Regions from separate parts of the Mus musculus genome. Here region 2 is linked to region 1. A link is a loop called in an ENCODE intact Hi-C map of the cell type or tissue named here. Cell type or tissue: gastrocnemius. All regions are shown on one strand.

Region 1 (2,500 bases):
AATCCTAAGCATGGGTGGGGATGAAGTCACAAACTGAGGGCTTAGGGAACGTGGGCCCTGAGAGAATGCCCATGTCCAGTAGATGGCCTTATACCCATGCACATAGTGGCAGCACTAGGAGACTCCATGAGTTTAAAAAAAAAAAAAAAGCACATGAAATTGGGACAGAGTAGTGCTGGTGGAGATGGAGGAGAAATTGGAAAGATAAAATAAGAAAAAGAAAGAAGAAGGTTGATGGCAGTTAGACAGCCAAGGTGTTGTGTGAACTATTCTGAGTCTGATGGTGTATATTTGATGGTGTATATTTGATGGTGTATATTTACAGAGTGTTAACTTATTCAATTTTGCATTTCAACTTTCTATGTTTTAACTTAGGCTTAAGAGTTTGAAAGAATGTATCATACCCAAGCCTGAAAACATCCAGTTTATGAAAATGCAAACACAAATGGTTGTCCTTCAGTTCAGGACTCCCCATAGATTCCAACGGCTACAGAGGCACAGTATCAAAACGTATTTGCATGCAGCCTACCAACATTCTCCCCCACACTTTCAATCATCTGTAGATCATACAGAATACTTATTGCCATGCCAATGATATATAAATAGTTGCCATATTGTCCCATTTAGGAAAAAAATGATGTTACAGCTTGACTATGAAGTGCCCCCATAGACTCATATTTCAAACACTTGTTCCCCAGATGCTAGAACTATTTTGGGAGGTTCTGGAAACTTTAGGAGGTGTGACAGGGTTGCAGGAAGTAGGTCATTGGAAGCATTCTTTTGAGGCTAGAACAGGTCCTGGTCTCTTCCTAGTCCTCTGTTTCCTGCCACCCTAAGGTGAGCAGCCTGCAATACATGCTCCCAATGCTATGGTATCCTTGTTTCAGCACAGGCCTGCAAATGGCAGAGAAAGAGACTATGGGATATAATCTCTAAACCCTTGACAAAAAAAATCATCTCTGCTTTAAGTTGCTTATGTCAAATGTTTGCCATAGTGCCAAGAAGACTAACAACAAATGACAAGACAAAATAGGCTACATATTTCTAGCATGGCAGCAGTTTGATTGTAAAGACACAAAATCACAGATAACACAGCCTACTGCACACTTTCACATGCTCTGTATTAGACACAAGACAGTAATGAGCTGTGTTGATCGTGGGGTTGCCTAAGCGATACAGAAGTTGTTCAAGGATGATTTTTCTTACTGTTTAAAAGATCGTTTAGAAGAGTCCATAAGTGTGCTGTCTGCAACTCTGCAGTCATTCTCAATGACAACACTGCCCTCTAGTGTTCTCTTCTTTCTAGAACGAAGAGACAGTCTAGCAGTGTGTGCATACTCAGATGCATTGGTTTCAGGGACCACCACCAGCAATGTTTGTTACCTATCTGCCTGGAAGTGAACTCTAGTGATTCAAACCTGCCTCTTTCAACAGCTGCTCAAGCCAAGTCAGTTCTTCTGAAAGGACATTTACTAGGTATGCACAGACCAGAACACTGTGGGACTAAGACTGCAAAATAAGGGCTGAGATATCACCAGTCAAAGCAAGATGTAGAGGCAAACCTCCACGTCTGTTTGATGCCTTTATAATACTATTTCTGGAAAGTGTACCATTGTGGACTATCTTACTCATGGACTGGTCTCCCCTCTTCTCCCTGGAAAAAAATGATTTTCAAAAGTACAATTTCCAAAAGACAACACACATGATAGTTTTTCATTAAGATGGTCAGATGCACCTTAAAGCAAGCATCAAGTATTTGCAACAGCAGGGAGTGGCATATTGCACCCATTAACCATCACCCCAAGACCAGTTACCATCTACCACCCATATGCTGACAATCCAACTCGATCTGAATTTCCATCTTTTACTTTTTGAGACGCACTGACGAAAATGATACTTTATCAGTTTCATTTCATATTTTAAACATTGGCATCATTTCCCTCATACAAGTTCTTTGGAAAGAGAAGCTGGCAACATCCGCCAGCCCTGTTACTAGCAAAGTTGGTATTCTCAGAGTAAATTTCTCTTCATTGGATAATTTCTATTAATTGCATGCTATGTGGCAAAGGAGGGGGGAGGAGAAAGAGAGGTGAAGAGGGAGAAATTTCCTCTTGGTCACCCTGCAGTGATCTCCTTGGGAACGAAATAATAAGTAGAACTATCAAGGAGAAAGCACAAAGGCCCTTCTGCAGTGGGTGGTCACTATCGTTAATTCTTCATTGTATTTCTCACTAACCTAAAGCTCCTGTGAACTATTAAATTACTATGGGGATTTCCTCTGGGCTTCTGGCCCCAGCTGGTCTCAGGATGTTCTCAGCAACAGGCAGCTTGGGTCGTGTTCTCTGAACACCTGTCACCTGCTCCACACAGTAATCTAAATAGAATGTGCATACAAAGGGCCTTTTATCAATTATGCAATGATCAGCTTGGCTCGGGCTGAGCATCTGTGTGGCCCCCCCTTAGAATGTGTTGAATGTTCCCCAAACAGGCGGCATCAAAA
Region 2 (2,500 bases), 360 kb before region 1:
GCAGCCTCACCCATCTGACCCTTCAAAGGACATGGTATTCTCACTTTCTCTTTCTTACACCACTCCTGAATGAGGACAAGGACACAGGACCCTCACTTCTATCTTGGATACCAGGTCCACTAAAGAGCTTCAAAGAAAGAGCAGAAAAGTAGCCATGGTACTGAGTTACAGAAAACAATACATAGGATTTAAGAACGGAAGACAGGACTGGGGGTGTGGCTCAGTAGAAGAGAATTTGCCTATTACACATAAAGCTTTGGGTTTGATCCATAGAAACCTTAGGAAAAAATTCTCAAAACGTACATCCAGGCCTGGAGGCTCACATACCTGTAATCCTAGCCCTTGATGCAAGAGGATGGCCACAAGTTCAAGGCCAGCCTCAATATATGAGCTTGAGGCTAACCTGAGCCAGAGAACCCAGTCTTTAAAAGCAAATGAACAAAACCACTACCATACCCTCTCTAAAAGAGAAATAAATGAGAGGTCACAACCAAAAGAATGGAGCAGAGACATGCAGGACTGTGTGAATGTTGCTGCAGATACCCTATGTAGAAATGCTTTTCCAGACCCACCCATCCCATCCGGCCAAGTGTACTGAGAACTATTGATAACAGTGATTTTTCAAGAGTCCTCATCCTGCAATAGGCACCACTGTGGGAAAGGAAGGATTTTTCTGCTCAGTAAAGGAAGGATTTAACTGTTCAGCAGTTATTTTTGGTTCTAGTCCTTGTTCCTGTTGCAGACCAGCTTACAGCCCAATTCTGACTACAAGCCAGCAAGAGGGAATCTCAACAAAGCAAGTGCTTTGCTGTGTGCTCTCCCATCTGGGGACCCCCTTCATGCTGTCACCCTCAAAAGCACAATTCTTACAAGACCCGCAGACTCTTGAGTCCCTTGAAGGCGCCTTCAGCAATGTGACTGATGGCGTTGTGACTGAGGCGCAGGATACTGAGGCTGCTCAACTCCGCTAGACTCTCCTCATCCAGCCGCGTGAGGTTGTTGAAGGACAGAATCCTAAGGAAGAAAGAAGAAGACAAATGTCACCACTGAGCAGCTATGTGGGTGCCCTATTCTCTCTTGTCTTCAGTTGTGTCTCATGCCACAACTGGCCTGACCTCCCTGGAGACAGGAGACTGAAGCATGTCCACAGGACTCCTGCTGTCAGAAGACCATCAGGTCAACAATCACCTAGTTTGATAACTATCATGCAAGCCATGAAACCAGTACCACAGAGCTGAGAACTACCGCTTACATACACTGTAAAAACCTGTCATACAACCCAAATCCCAAGGCGCCAAACCCCTCCACTGCATGTCTTGGTGTAGGAAATGAAGGACCTATCTTGATGGAGACTGACACAACAGAACCTGGAATTCTGTACTGAGCAACTGAGCCACAGCTACACTTGCTGTATCAGCCAGCAGAGGGCACCATGAGCCACTGCCTGGGACAGCCACACCAGGGGAAGACCCTGACACTAAAGGCTCAGGCTGTGACTTGTACACCGCTCAACAGGGATTGGGCGCCAAAGCATACCTTTTGCTAGAACCAAACCCCCTTCCTAGCACTACTGCAGGTGTGCACTACACTGGGTAGGTTTATGTAACATTAGTTATCTATGGTTGGAAATGTTAAGTCTGGACTGGTACAAAAGGAACAAAAATGAATTGGTGGAAGATTAATGCAGTTTTAAAGGTGACAGTGACCATATTCTGTCCCTATTAAGAGAAATATGTCACAGTGTCTATCAGTTGCAAAGACCTAGCAGGAGACCATCGTTACATCCTCATGTGCAATTAAAGAATTTAACTAAAAGGCAGGGTAAGAACACACTGCAGAGCAACCCTATATCTGGCTCTGACATTTTCTAAAATGGAGCAGATCGCTAGGACTAGTCTAATACACTCAAGTGAACCTTCTCTTCCTCTAAATGGCACAGGAGATAGCGTAATGTTGTCCGCCATGCAGAAAGGGAAGGAAGGAACTCAGGGGTCTGCCTGCGAGTTTTCCCTTTCCATGTAGCCCTAACTCAAGGGGCCCACACCGTTCTGGTGTGTTCCATAAGACTGTCCTTACTTGGGAACTAGACTGAACACCTTCAAGGCCTCTCTTTTCCCTACAAGTCCGAGCTCCCAACAAAAGCCTCGGTCAAAGCCATGGGCAGTGGTCAGCAGGAGCACCTCTAGGTGGCAGGAAGCTAAACTCAAAGAATGCACACTAACACAGAATGGAAGAGAAATGAATACAAAGCAAGGGGCAGGACTGTGGCCTTTCACAAAGCACAGGGACTGGCTAAAGTATGAACCCTGGGTAATGACAGACACACTGAGAGCGAGATCAGAATAGAGAAGACCAGAGGACAACAGGCTGCAGGAGTCATCATTGGGTTCCAGGGTCTCTAACTATTCCTGCTGAGATAAACAAATACAAGAGAGGCTGAGTAAGGTGCAACATTTCTACCAATCATATGCTTTGGTGGGTCAATCTTTTCCTATACCCA

What was found. Peaks named below come from ENCODE experiments on the same cell type or tissue, not always from the same donor. Only the 100,000 strongest peaks of a DNase experiment are listed, where the experiment ranks them.
Region 2: it touches region 1 in a loop (3-fold over the local background); 18 of 42 quality-filtered maps call a loop at or near these places.

Annotation. Positions count from the first base shown.
Region 1 is chr6:94,985,263-94,987,762 of GRCm38, forward strand. No RefSeq gene overlaps it. Among named protein-coding and RNA genes, the nearest start is that of 4930511E03Rik, 43 kb to the left of the region's middle. In gastrocnemius, a CTCF peak has its summit at 1,287 (motif pointing left); a DNase peak (open chromatin) is centred at 1,315.
Region 2 is chr6:94,621,745-94,624,244 of GRCm38, forward strand. Lrig1 (leucine-rich repeats and immunoglobulin-like domains 1) reads right to left here. Exons shown (of 19, transcript NM_008377.2): 8 at 871-1,014. Among named protein-coding and RNA genes, the nearest start is that of Mir7041, 17 kb to the left of the region's middle. In gastrocnemius, a CTCF peak has its summit at 1,418 (motif pointing right); a DNase peak (open chromatin) is centred at 1,427; H3K27ac peaks cover 2,285 bases.